3 separate regions of the Homo sapiens genome follow, and regions 2 and 3 are each linked to region 1. Evidence: chromatin loops called from intact Hi-C (ENCODE). Cell type or tissue: dorsolateral prefrontal cortex. All regions are shown on one strand.

Region 1 (5,000 bases):
CATTTTAATGCAGTGATTCTGGTGAGCATCTAGATGGCTTCAGGATGGGGGCTGGTTGTCAAAAAGACCATACCCAGATTAGAAGCCTGAAACTTTCACAGTCCCCACCTCAACCTCCAGAGAGCAGAGAAAAGCTGTAGATTGAGTTAATAATCCATCATGCCTATGTGATGAAACTTCCATAAAACCCACTAATGTTCAAAGACCTTCCAGGCTGGTGAACACATCAAGGTGCTGGGAGGGTGGCATGCCTGGAGAGGGCATGAAAGCTTTGCACCCCCACAACTCCCTGCCATTCTTTGCCCTATGTGTCTCTTTCATCTGGCTGCTCCTGAGTTGTATAAACCAGTAGTAGTAAGTAGACTGTTTTCCTGAGTTCTGTGAGACATTCCGGCAAATTGTCAAACCTAGAGGGAGGTTTGTGGGAGCCCCTGATTTGAAGCTAAGTAGGACAGAGTTGTGGGTAACCCGGGAACCCAATGCTTGTGAATGGCATCAGAAGTGAATGCAGTCTTCTGGGACCGAGGCATTAAACCTGTGGAGTCTGACTCTGGAGTCTAACTCTTGAGTGTTAGAATCAGAATTGAATTGTAAGAGATCCACTTGGTGTCCAGAGAGTAGGAGAATTGGTTGGTGTGAGGCAAACCCAAACATTTGGTGTCAGAAATGTTGTGAGTAAAAGCAGTTCAGAGTTTTCAATTTATTTTAATAATCACAGAGTAGATTTCTCTTAGATACCTGTGGTCAAATCTTTTACAGTCTTGAAATCCTGTTGCATCGTCTATACATGTAATAAACATCTCAATTCTCGGCACCTCCCTTCTTAAAATAATCTCAGGTGAGAAATGAAAATAAATTGTGACTGTTTACTCTTGTTCTTAATTTCCACTGAGATCTGGGTACAACCTTCTCAAAAAGATGAGTTTCACAGTACTGTAACCAAATAAAACATGTACTCCTTGCAAAGTTTGTGAGAAATCTCTTTCAAAATTCAGACAACCTTGACTTATTATTGTTATCATGGAATAGAGAGGATCTTGCTGTTCAACTAGTCTCAGATGAGGTCATGGCATTATTATGATAGGATGTTGCCTCTGCCAGTAATTTCTGCTCTGGTTAAAAAGGAAGATTGAAACCTCTTTCCACTTTGAAACATTTGTTTGGTTGTAGGCAAAGTCTTTCGTGTTAATATTCTCCGGAAAGTGTAATGACAGCGTTCACTAGGACAAATGAAAAGGAATTAACCCCATGTGCAAAGAAGCTAAACTAGTGTGTCAGTATCATAATGTTTTTAAAGATTGTTTTCAAATTGAGTGTTAAGAATGCCTAATCTATTTGGCATCCTTAAAGATGTGCATCATTGCTTTATTTTAAAAAATAAAAAACAAAATCAGGCCTAGTGTAGAAAAGGGAGTCACCTCTGATTTTGACAGGCACTTAGTGTGTCAAATATGCCTTTATTTTCTGAAGTGTAAACTACCTTTAAGGATAATAAGATCATGGACAAGTAAAATAGAAACAGAGGCACTTATCTAGCTAACTTAAATGTACTACTACTTTAACCTTACTGCACTAACAGTGTTATTCTTGGCCTGAAACCCCAGATTTGATAGTTTGGATAACAGTCTTATTTACCTAATTTAATTTCTAAGACCACCTTATATCCTCAATGTGGGAAACTATTCAGAATATCTCTATGGTATTTTTGGTTTGAAGAGTCATGTGTATCCTGATTTTATTGGTTATGAACCCACCCTTGAGTGGTTACTGAGTTTTGTTTTGTTTTATTTAAATTCACCTTCTTTCCTTTTTTTTTTTTTATTTTGGTGTGGGGGTCACTTTTCACTGAGAAATTCTGATGAGAAATAGTGATTTGTCAATAAAGCACATTTTTGGAAAATCCATTAAAATCTAAAAAAAATCCTCAACCTGCCAAAATCAGTGATGGCAAAATGTTTATGGTATGTTGTTAAGAGAAAAATATAATAAAAATGTATGTGTGTGTGTACATATAACAAAGATTATATATGGAAAGAGTTAATAGTGGTTATCTATGAATGATAATATTATGGATGATTTTTTCTTTCAAAAATTTTACGTGGTGAATATGTAATCATTTAAAAAATAAAACCTGATACGTTATTTTTACGTTCTAGAAATTGCCTGTTTGGGAAAAATAAACATCAAAGTTATTTAAATATCCTGTAGAGGGCACTCAAGATCTTCCAGATTCATAGGCAGCGACATGATACTGTGAAGATTTTATTCCTTTAGTTACAGGAGTTTTAGGTTTTCATGATGATTTTAGTTTTGGATCACTGATTCTCACAAGGTTTTATTTTAAAATTCATTTATGTTAAGTGACACTAGAACAATTATGATTAATAGACCTTGTCACATATTCAGATCTTTAGCTAGAAATATATCTGAATATATGCAACTCTAGTTGATTACTAAAGTAACTATAAAAAATGACCTGTTTGGTATATTTAATGCTTAAGTTATAATACTTTCACTAACATTTTGAGGAGTATGGTAGCTCATATGCCCGCTATTTTAGCTATGCATATTAATGAACAAAAATCTATGTGCCATAAATGATATGAACCCATTCTTCACATCTCTCAGTTATGATTTTACAACTGGAAGCAATAAGATGCATTGAATTAAAAATTACTAATATATCAGATCAGAATTTAATTTTCATTTTTATTAACTTATTTGCCTAGTCCCTGATTTTTTTTTTAGGTATAATCTATCATTTTAGTCTCATATCCCTTATTCACTCACTCTCAGATGATACTTATTGAGAGCTGCTACCCAATTCAATTTTTAAATTGGATGCCTTTCTCATCTGTGGATGCAAAGTTGTGGTCCCTGACCTGAGTTTTCACAGAGGTATTGCACACAACCTCCAATAATCATATTCTACCAAGCTCTTGTGTCTATAGAAAATAGTGGATTTTCTTTCCTAGAAAAATAGCTTTTCTCTGGCAATTCTCAGCTGTCTTCAAATATGGCATGGTTTTTGGATCCTCTCTAGAATCAGGTTGGATAGCCTTAGCAACTAGGAGGCTATGTGCTTTTGAGATTCACAAACTGTCATGCTTTCTTGTATAATTTCTTGGCTTTTGAAATCCATGTGAATAGAATGTTGTAAAGCTGACAGTTCACAGTTGTTTGTATCTATAGCTTATCTGCACTCATTCCCAAGTGCTAGATTGGTGTCACAGAGGTTATTGTAGTAGGCATGTTGGGCACATTAATGTCTGTGTTTTAAAAATTGCATTGTGTCTGGGCATGAAGGAAAAGAACTGATTCGATTATTATTGGTTTTGCTAGAATTGATTTTTTACTCCATGTAATTTGGCAGTTACATTGATGAAATACGTGGCTAGCTGCCAATTTTGTTTATGTTGAAGGCTTTATTTCTGATGTCCATGAAATAGGAAGTCCTGCAAATATGAATTGGTCTTTAGAGCTGCCTGGGATGGAACAGTTTGGGAATAGCAGTTAGGAAAGGGCAATGCTCTGTACTTATTGCTCAATCTCAGGCTTGGGAAGAAAAGCAGTGATGATACTTTTCACTTTTTCAGATGGAGAAAATGGAAGTACAGAGTTCCATGACCTGATTGGGAAGGCTGAATGCTTCCAAGTTTCTCTCTGTGGAAATGGGGCCAATAATCTGTGCTACCTGACTTACAGGAAAGATAAAAGAGGTTATTTTGCAAAGTGATAGCTACAGAGTGCTTCTTAGAAGCAATCCATCATCAAAACGCTTAGAAGAATGCTTCCAAGTACATAGGCATCACATGTTGTGTCAGGGTGGGTCTACAACAGTGATTCTCAACCTCAGGTGATTTCCCCTGCCAGAGACATTTGGCAATGTCTATTTTTGGTTGTGAAAGGAGTGCTACTGGTACTTAGTAGGTAGAGGCCTGGGATGCTGCTAAACTTCCCACAAAGAACAGTACAGTGGCCTAGAAAAAAGAATTATTCCACCCAACATGTCAATATTGCTGATGTTGAAAAACCCTGGCCTATAGCTATGAGATGCTGTGTTTGGTAGAATGGCTCATGTTAAAACCATTTGTTTTGGTGATGTAACATGTGGTGCATAATTATACCTAGATTCTATTCTATTAGGATAGAAGATTTAAGAAGGGAAGATGCAAAATCGTTTTGTAATTCAGTCACAATAGAATTTCTTCACTATAATCCAAGCACCTTATCCCTACCCCCAGCCTAGACAATAAAAATGTGGTCACACACTACTTGGAGGGGGGAGGATACAGGGGAAATTCGCATCTGACAATCTTTGTAATTTTTTGCAAATTCTTTGCTCTTTGGTTTAGAAACTGTTGGCGAGAAAGTAAGATAGAAGCATGTTTACACATACAAACTTCCTAAATAATTCTCTTCACCCATAAGTTCCCCAGCACATACACTAGTTAAAGGCACTTCAGGGCAGGGAAGGGGGGAAAGAGAAATAGACAGGAAAGAAAAAGTCAGATGTGAATTTAGGAAGGCCTGTGTCTGTCTCTGACCCTTCAAGCTGGGTTCTAGGGTAGGAATATGAGGTTAGACAGCCTCTTCCAAGTTCTGAGACATGAGTAGAAGCAAGCCTTGTAGGGAAGGCTGTTCATTCCACTGTTTGGGAGAATGGACAGGATGCTCTGTTAAGCCTGTGGAGTGTAAGAGATAATTTTGTCTGAGTTTATTAAACTAAGGGAGGCTTTCCGAGGAATCCTGATTATGAACACGCACGGGGAGAGAACCAGTGTTCCTGAAAGAGATCTCAGAGTCATCCCATTGGAAGATGCAGCATGGATGGTTCCTGCCAGGGATCAGACAAAGACCAGTTAAGTCTTGAGCACATCACTGGTGCAGAGAGTTGAGTGGGAGCTGAGTTGACACCCACAAAATGCCCAGTCACCAGTGGAGTGAGGACCTGATCCTGCTTGTGGTGAGCCCCAGACAGAAGTTACAGCTGAAGTTAG
Region 2 (5,000 bases), 540 kb after region 1:
TTTCTGCAGAGCTTATTTTCTTCGAGCTATAGGAGGGAGGGCCTTATGTTTTGTTGGCTGGAGGCTGAAGGCCTTGCAAGCTGGCAGCTGGAGGCTGCCCTAAGTTTCTAGAGGCTTCCCTCAGTTCCTTGCCAGATTGTTTCCCCCACATGATGCTTGCTTCACATACATCTCACCGTCACATATTCTATTGGTTAGAAACAAGTTACAGATCCTGCCTACATTCTGGGAGATGGGAATCATACAGGGATGTGAACACGAGAAGGTGAGGATAATGGAGCACCTGAGTCTGTCCACTTGAGGGCTAGTTCTCTGTCCTCTCCCCTCTATCTGCACTCATTTCTTCTTACATCTCAACGGCTATATCTATGGTGTTAAATTTGATCGTCCTCAAACTTCACACCAGTATAGCCAACTGCATAGTTTATATATAGTTCCTCTTGGATAGATCTAGTGGACATCTCAAATTTCATATATCTAAACCCAGAATAATTATTTCCCACCAATCACCTGTTTTTTCCCACACTCTTCTAGCCTCACTAAATGCCAGCTCAGTTACTCAGATAAAAACCTTTGTATCATCCTTGACTCTACATTCTTCATACCCACATCTAGCTTATCAGAAAATCCTGTCCCGTCTATTTTCAAAATATATTCAGTCTCTGACCATTTCTCTCCACTTTGTAAAAATGCTTCCTGTTTTATTCCCAGTAAAAGCTACACCATCTGGCTTTTTTGTTACTTCTCTAGCCTCTTCTACTACTGTTCCCTTTTTCATTCCATTCCAGAATAGTGGCTAACTTGCTGTTTTCTGAGCAGCTCAGGTACCCTCTCACTTTAGAGCCGTTCAACTCACTGTTCCCTTTTACTGGAACACTCTTCCCCCAGAAGACTGCATGTCTGACTCCCTCACCTCCCTCATGGCCTTTGATATGTGAAACATTACAGATGAGTCCTACCCTATTCACCTTTTTGCTGTTGCAATCTATTTTTTTTCCTTCCTGTGTTCCAAGTGTCCTTTATACTGCTCTCCCTTCTCCTTTTTTTCCTGTACTTATAATCTTACAACATTCTATATAGGTTATTCATTATATTTATTGTTTATGGTCCCTGTTTCCTACTAGAATGTGAGTTTCATGAGGACACAGATCGCTGTCTCTTCTGTTCATTGCTTTATCTGAAGCCGTTAAATGTTCTTGGTATATAAATAGATGCTCATTAAGTATTTGTTGAATGAATGAACAAATAACGCAGTTAGTCTTGTTCTCACCTTGGTATCTGCAGCATCTTCAATTAATCCTGGATTCATAAGCACTTACAAAACTATTTTACCTTCAAAACGTTTGAAACTTGCCATTTCTTGTTTAGCATCTTCAGTTGGCACTAGGGTCTGATTTAAAATTTAGGTTACTTGGTAGCCCTCTGGTTACCATTCCAGCCCTAATGGGGGTAAAGTCTATCTCCATTTCCTAGCAACTGGCTCAGAACCTACTTCTAGTCAGATTGACCACAAAGAACCTCAACACCACTGCCTCTGACTTTGCTGTTGATGGATACTCATGCAGTTTAACCATATGCCAGATTATTTTACATCAAATGTTGCCTCTCACCAAACATGTACATGTACCTTGGTGAATATCTCAGTTCTTGTTTCACTCCAGGCATTAAGAAGGAGGTAAAACAGGCAGTGGTAGTCACCTGACTCCTCTCCCAGCATACCCCTCCAGGGTTTTTTCTTCTGTGGACTGTTTTTCTTTTATCCTATGCTCTTTTTTTCTGTGTCCCTACATCCTTGAGAACTATTAATATCTGCTTTTTGGGTGGGACTTTCTGTTATGCACATATACTCTAAAGTAGTAAATAAATGTATCATTTTCTCTAGATTTTTTAACTTTAAATCCTCACTATTGTTATAGAATGAAAAATATATTCCTTTCAACCACATTTGAGGCATTAGTCTGCTGGTTAATTTGATTTAGGGCTCAAACATTAGAGAAGTCCATTTCTGTTTCCTTGAACTTGCATGAAGGAAGTTGCTGAGAAGTCTCCAAGCATATTAGGCAAACCTTGGCCAGAACCTTCCATTTGAGGTTGGGTACAGGTGAGTGGTGACTCATGAAGGTAGCTGGTATAAAAAAGAGAGTTATCTCAACCACATGGGTTGAGAAAAGTTTAAAGACTCATTCTCTACCACTATTGGAAAACAGGTAGCTAGGCCCTTGTCATGTGCTTTACGATGCTTCCTTTTCAACTTTGTTTCTTAAAAATTATTTTAATCAGATATCATTTGTATGACAATATTTACTGTTAATGAAGTAGTATATGGTGATTTTCTCTGAGTAACATAGCCTGTACTTACCTCTGGCTTTTTCATTGTCTTTGAAATCTGACACTAATTTTCTAATTGCATTTTTTTAGGAAGCAGAATCTGAAACTTTCTGAGGAGAGCATTTGAGCTTCAGATTTCTAACAGGTAACGAGAAAATATGGAAAAGACCCACACTACCTACATTACACTTTCACAAAGTAAAAGTTAAAGTTCTGGTAGGAAATTTTGTAAAAAATAAAATTCACACTGAATTCATTTTTAAAAAATTGTATGTACTTTTAAGCACGATGTTTATTACTGAGAATCAGCCCAACTACACAAAGAGACAGATGTCAGTTTAAGTAGACAAATGTTTCAAAAATAAAATATTTTTTATCAGCAGTAAATGTTTTACTTGATAGACTAACTTGATAGTCTTAACTACACGAACAGTTGGATACAAAAGAAAATGTGTGTATTGCCAGCAAACATTTTCAAAAGATAAGCACTTGTGCCAAGTACTACATGCTTAGAAAATCTTTCATTTGGACAGCTGAGACCACCACGTGTCTTAAAATATGCCATCCATCATTTCAGTGTTAAGAGCGCCCCCTGGTGTGGTTGTATATTTATATGCTTCCGTGACTTTTAGACGTTTTAAAAATTTCATTTTGCTATTAGATGGTGATGGGCCTTTTTTGCCGGGTTGACTTGGTCAGTATGGTGTGTAACCATCTAGACATTTGTATTTAATATTTTTCTTGTCCTTATCCATGACCGTGTCTGGAGTCAGTGGTCAGCTTGAAAGCCGAATTTGGGAATATTTAATTCCTAAACTTCCTCAGTCAAGCTAATGGCCAATAATATGACATTTATTAAGTATGAAATTATATATTGCGATAAAATTTTACAGGATAATCAAGTTATTTGGTGGTAATAACTTTGTTAAGTGGCAAATTGCTGTGAACAATTTCTTTTTGGTAAGTTCATGGACATTATAATAATTTAACATGAGAATTCAGACAATATATTTTGCTTTTAAAATATCTATTGTGTAGAAACTAAATAACCCAAATGTTGATATTTCCTTACAAGCCAGAAACTCCTCTCTGGTGATATAACTTGCAAATATAAGCAAAATAATTCACCCATGTGTCATAAATAGGACTCTTATTTATTACCTGCCACCAGGGAATAACCCCATAGAATTGCAGCCAAAATTGGCAGCAAAGTACCTGTTTTGTAACTTTTTTTCTTGTATTTTATTTTTAATCCTTTAGGAATATAAACCACTCTTGCAAAGTGAAAGTACACATAATATTCTAAATCACATTTCTGTATATTTGATAATTGCAATTATTTTCCCTAATTGTCTCTTCTTCAGACTATATTATCTTCATTTAACCATTTCTCATATAAATTGTTTGAAATTTAATAATTTGCAGAACTACAATTGTGAACTGTTTGCAGTAGACTGCTTTTGCTTTTATTTTTTTCTCTATGTTCCTCTCTCCTTTGATTCTGAAACCATAAGCTCAGTACAATATTTACATTAATTCCTGGCTGGCTTGTTGAAAGAATGTTTTTAAAAACATAGATTAAAAAAATCAGAGCAATGAATCTGCCTTAGTAGACCTGTGTTTGAATCCCAGCTTTCATATTTACTTGTAAAAATCATGACTGTGGACAAGTTGATGACTCTCTCGGAGTCTCAGTCTTTTCTGTAAAAGAGGAATGCAAATCACTACTTCAGAGGATGTCCTTAATACATTCTTTACATTAATATGTGCTTAAAACTTATTATATGCCAGATATGGGTACCTTATGACACCCCTTATTTTTCACAAGTGTGTGAATGTGGTATTATTATTTCTCTATTATTGATGAGGCTTAGTGATGCTAAGAAGCCTCATAAATGGACAAGCCAAGATTCTAATTCAGGTCTTTCTGACTTAAAGTGAGCTCATCATCAGTGGCCATCAGAGAAATGCAAATCAAAACCATAATGAGATACTATCTCACACCAGTTAGAATGGTGATCATTAAAAAGTCAGGAAACAACAGGTGCTGGAGAGGATGTGGAGAAATAGGAACACTTTTACACTGTTGGTGGGACTGTAAGCTAGTTCAACCATTGTGGAAATCAGTGTGGCGATTCCTCAGGGATCTAGAACTGGAAATACCATTTGACCCAGCCATCCCATTACTGGGTATATACCCAAAGGATTATAAATCATGCTGCTGTAAAGACACATGCACACGTATGTTTATAGCAGCACTATTCACAATAGCAAAGACTTCGAACCAACCTAAATGTCCAACAATGATAGACTGGATTAAGAAAATGTGGCACATATACACCATGGAATACTATGCAGCCATAAAAAATGATGAGTTCGTGTCCTTTGTAGGGACATGGATGAAACTGGAAACCATCATTCTCAGCAAACTATCGCAAGGACAAAAAACCAAACACCGCATGTTCTCACTCATAGGTGGGAATTGAATAATGAGAACACATGGACACAGGAAGGGGAACATCACACACCGGGGACTGTTGTGGGGTGGGGGGAGTGGGGAGGGATAGCATTAGGAGATATACCTAATGTTAAATGATGAGTTAATGGGTGCAGCACATCAGCATGGCACATGTATACATATGTAACAAACCTGCAAGTTGTGCACATGTACC
Region 3 (5,000 bases), 260 kb after region 1:
TAATAGCATAAAATAATTAGCATCATTTCATTTCAATATGAAGAACATCTTTTAACATTTTGTGTAAGGCAGGGCTAATGGTGACAATCTCTTTCAGCTTTTATTTGTCTGAGAAGATCCATATCTCTCCCAGAGCTTTGCTGGGAGTAGTACTCTTGTTTGGAAGCTGTTTTTCTTTTAAAACTTTGTATATATCATTCCATTCTCTCTTAGCCTGTAAGGTCTCTGCTGAGAGAAATCTGCGATAGACTCATGAAAATGCCCTTTTATGTGGTGTTTTACTTGCTTGTTTCAAAATTATCTGTCTTTAATTCTTGATAAGTTAATTAGAATGTGTCTATATATAATCTTCTTCAGGTTAATCCTGTTTTGGAATCTCTAAGCTTCATGGCTTTAGATGTCCATACCCCTCCCATTATTTTTTTGAATAAATTTTCTGCAACTTTCTCTCTTTATTTTCCTCTAGAAATCTCATAATGCATATTTGTTTGCTTGATGGTATCTAATAAATCCTGTGGTCTTTCCTTCCTCCTTTTCATTTTCTTTCCTTTCTTCCTTGACTGGATGATTTCACATGACCTGTCTTTTAGTTCACTGATTCTTCTGCTTAATCAAGTCTGCTGTTGAAGTTCTGTATTGCAATTTTATTTCATTTATCATATTTTTCAGCTCCAGAATTTGTTAGGTTCTTTTCTGCAATTTCTATTTCTTTGTTGAACTTCCAATTTTGTCATGTATTATTTTCCTGATTTCACTGAGTTTTCTGTCTGTTTTCGTGTAGTGCACTGAGAATCCTTGAAGCAATTATTTAGAATTTTTTTGTCAGGCAATTTATAGATTTCCGTTTCTTTAGGATTAGTTACAGAGCTTTATTAGTTTCCTTTGTGGTTTTATATTTGCCTGATTCTTCTTAAATTGTGTAGTCTTGTGTTGATGTTTGTGTATTTGAAAGACCAAACACCTCTTCCTGTCTTTACAGATTAGTTTTGGCAGGTACAGACCTTCTCATGCTGGGGCTAATGGTACTGCCTCCAGGATTGCAGTTGAGCAGGTCTGAAATCAGGTCACGCAGTTGTTGCCAGTTATCCATAAACCCAGAATGAACATGCATTCTGTTTGCAAAACTCTTCTAATGCCAATATCCAATTTTAAAATTCTACTCATCCTTTAAGACCATGAGGTTTCTCTCATAAATTTTTAACTTTTTTTCTCAAATGATCTATAAGCCCTCATGAGCTCCTCTAACAATTGGTTTAAACAACTGAAAGACTTATCTGAGGCCTTTATGACTGCAGATGTATAGTTAGATGTGTATATATATATTTTTTTCAGGTATATATATGCCAGAAAAGCAAGATTATATATATATGCATGTGTGTGTGTGTGTGCATGTGTGCATTTATACATATATATGATATATATAATATATATAATATATTATATATCATATATTAATATATAATATATTATATATTATATATATTATATATAAGATATATATCATATATATGATATAATATATATAATATAATATATAATATAATATAATATATAATATATGATATATAATATATTATATATAATAATATATGATATATAATATATTATAATATATTATATATATAATAATATATGATATATCATATATCATATATCATATTATATATATAATATATCATATATATGATATATCATATCATATATATTTATATATATAAAATAATGTAATATATTATAATATATAATATATTATAATATATGAAATAATGTAATATATTATAATATATGAAATAATGTAATATATTATAATATATAATATATTATAATATATGAAATAATGTAATATATTATAATATATAATATATTATAATATATGAAATAATGTAATATATTATAATATATAATATATTATAATATATAAAATAATATATTATAATATATAATATATATGTGTATATATGTATATATGTAATATATATATAAAATATAATATCTAAAGTATAATATATTATCTAATATATATTATATAATATTATCTAATATATATAATATTATATAATACATATTATATATAATCATATATATGTATAAATACACACACACACATACACATATGTATGTATAAGAACTGGATTTATTTCGTCTCTAGCCCAGAATAGTACCTTTTGTAAAGTAGGTAGTGAATAAATTGTATTTAAAAGAGTGAAAAAATAAATACTGAATCATTGAATTTCAAGTTATGTTTGTGATGTCAAAAAGGCAGAGCACTGGAATAATTCAAGAGAAAATGAGTTGTACATCTACTCGCTTTCATTGCATTGTATAATTGCAGCTTCCTATTTTGTAGGTTAATAAGACAGTATAACAGCTATTAAATTTCTGTTTCACAGCTTCAATCCCAAGCTTTTACACTATATACGTGCTGAGTTAGGGCTAGTATTCTACCAGTCATTTCAGCTGGTCAGCTCGTTTTTCTCAGGATCTGCCAGTAGAGGGAGCTAGAGGAAGGCTTCAAGGCTAGGGGAAGAAGAAAGTACTTGCTCCTTTCTACTTGTTTCCAGTGAGCTTCTTGCCCACTGTGGTTCCTGTGAGCCTCACTTCAGCAAGGCTTCATCAACTCAGCAGTGACAGTTTTGTCCTGTGACAGCAGCTGTTGCAGTTTTTACAACACTTGCAGAACCAAGTCTATCATACTTCCCCTCAGAGACATTAGCTCCTGCTTAGAAGCACCCAGTGTCCTTTGAGACTGGAGTTTCAGTTCCATGGGGTTCTTCCTCTCAGTGTCTTAAGTTTTCTAACATCTTTCCTTATTTTACCATGAGAGTAGTACCTGCTTTCTGAAGTTGGTGCTTCCATGATATGTTAGAATTACCTTTTACTCTTTCAGTTGCTCAGTTGACAACTTTACGGCTAGTTAACAATTCTTTATATTTCTCTGGTCAAAAAGAAATCTGTTCTGGTTCCTGTCTTCTTATTGGACCTTAACTGATAATCATGGGAAACGTATCAAATGTGAAAAAAAGGAAGACTTTTTCTACAAAAAATGATGAACTAAACAGTCTGAAAATTATTTCACCCAGAACAAATTCAGCAAATTGAGATTCAACACTGTCAACTAAAAATTTAAACCTCTCTGCAGAAAAGTATTTCCTTGGCCACTGATGATTCAAAGTTTTCAAGCATAAATCCAGTTATGTGATTTTGGAGGTATAAGCTCAGGGCAGTGTTACAGAACTAGGATGATCACATATTAAGTACTGACAGGACTTTCCCAGAAGCTCTGCTCTAGGCTGTTTTTGGAGTCTGAGAGTCTAGAGAGGAGTTAAGGATATAGATATCATGGAAATGGATTAGAATACTAGGAAATAGACATGCCTTTTTTCTGGGTATGTTCACAAGAAGATCATGCCTAACAAATTAATATTATTTAACTATTAAGTAGTAAAAACAGAAGCTTTAAGAAATTAAATGCATTGAAGTATGTTCAAATCAAATGGGATTGCTTGATAAAACATATTTTGTTTCCATTTAGAATAATCGTTTATAAGTCCCTAGTATAAGAAAACCATCTCAAAATTCCAAACGACTGTTGTCTTTAATTTGCATAAAATAATTTAACTATGACTCAGCTTAACAAAAATTAGTTTGCATATTCATTCTTTGAGGTGGATTCCTTTCCCATATTGAAAATATATTATGATAGAGAAATACCTTAGATACATCTCAATTTAGTGGCATTTTTGTGTCCTCATATGTTATAAAATATAATTTTGTGCACAATTTTTGAAAATCACATTCTATTTAGGAGTGGGAGGTGAAGCAAGATGGCCAAATGGAAGCCTTCATCAATCATCCTCCCTTCAGGAACACCAAATTTAACAACTATTGACACAAAAAAGCACCTTCTAAAAACCAAAACTCAGGTGAGTGATCACAGTACTTGGTTTTTTAACTTCATATCGCTGAAAGAGACACTGAAGAGAGTAGTAAAGACAGTCTTGATTTTCCGATGCCACCCATCTCCTATTCCCTGGCAGTGGCCTCAGGGGTGGGGAGAGAGAATCTATGTGCTTGGAAGAAGAAAAGCACAGCAATTGTGGGGCTTTGCATTAAAACTCACTCCTGTCAACACTGGGCAGAACTCAGCCAACACACATGGACATGGAGGGAGCATTTAGATGAGCCCTAGCCAGAGGAGTGGTCAGAGCCTGAGTTTACCCAACCCAGTGGTCAGAGCCTGAGTTTTACTAAGCTTTGCCACCAAGGACTAAAGTGCTCTGGGGTCCTAAATAAACTTGAATGGTAGTCTAAGTTACAATGACTGCAACTCCCAGGCAAGTCTTAGTGCTGTCCTGGGCTCAGAGCCAGTGGAGTTGGAGGGCATGCAGCCTAGTGAGACACCAGCCAGGGCAGCTTGTGCCCCTTCTTCAACACCAGGCAGCACAGCTCATAGATCCGAAAAGTCTCCTTTCTTCTGCTTCAGAAGAGGAGAGGGGAGAGTAAAAAGGACTCTTGCAACCTGGATATCAACTCAGCCACAGTAGAATAGGGCACTGGGCAGAGTCATGAGGACCCCACTGCAGACCCTAGCTCCTGGATGACATCTCTAGACACAATTGGTCAGAAGGGAACCTGCTGCCTTGAGAGGAAGGACCTAGCCCTGGCATGATTTATCAACTGTTGATTAAAGAGCTGTTGGATCCTGAATAATCAGTACCTGTAACTAGGAGTACATGCCGTGGACTTTCAGTGAGACTCTTGAGACATGCTGGGTTCAGGTGTGACCCAGAATATTCACAGCTGTGGTGATTATGAGGAGAGACTCCATCTGCTTGAGAAAAGCAGAGGAAAGAGTAAAGGGGATTTTGCCTTGCAGCTTAGGTACCAGTTCAGCTGCAGCGAGGTAAAGCACCAGGCAGGCTCTCAGAGTCCCCAGTTCCAGACCTTGGCTCATGGATGGCATTTCTAGACCAGCCCTGGGCCACAGGGGAGTGGAGATT

Evidence for each region. Hi-C counts contacts between places; a loop is a spot of excess contacts. Peaks named below come from ENCODE experiments on the same cell type or tissue, not always from the same donor. Only the 100,000 strongest peaks of a DNase experiment are listed, where the experiment ranks them.
Region 2: a loop joins it to region 1, with 7 times the contacts of the local background. A loop is called at or near these places in 63 of 110 quality-filtered maps.
Region 3: a loop joins it to region 1, with 6 times the contacts of the local background. A loop is called at or near these places in 13 of 110 quality-filtered maps.

What each region holds. Positions count from the first base shown.
Region 1 is chr4:47,381,237-47,386,236 of GRCh38, reverse strand. The region is part of intron 5 of GABRB1 (gamma-aminobutyric acid type A receptor subunit beta1); the gene reads right to left. Among named protein-coding and RNA genes, the nearest start is that of COMMD8, 80 kb to the left of the region's middle. In dorsolateral prefrontal cortex, CTCF peaks have their summits at 1,998 and 2,206 (motif pointing right); no DNase peak of the experiment used is centred here; H3K27ac peaks cover 1,162 bases.
Region 2 is chr4:46,842,433-46,847,432 of GRCh38, reverse strand. COX7B2 (cytochrome c oxidase subunit 7B2) reads left to right here. Exons shown (of 3, transcript NM_130902.3): 2 at 2,419-2,473. Among named protein-coding and RNA genes, the nearest start is that of COX7B2, 64 kb to the left of the region's middle. In dorsolateral prefrontal cortex, CTCF peaks have their summits at 2,716 and 2,923 (motif pointing left); a DNase peak (open chromatin) is centred at 2,932.
Region 3 is chr4:47,120,366-47,125,365 of GRCh38, reverse strand. The region is part of intron 3 of GABRB1 (gamma-aminobutyric acid type A receptor subunit beta1); the gene reads right to left. Among named protein-coding and RNA genes, the nearest start is that of GABRB1, 91 kb to the right of the region's middle. In dorsolateral prefrontal cortex, CTCF peaks have their summits at 2,283 and 2,486 (motif pointing right); a DNase peak (open chromatin) is centred at 2,525; H3K27ac peaks cover 1,530 bases.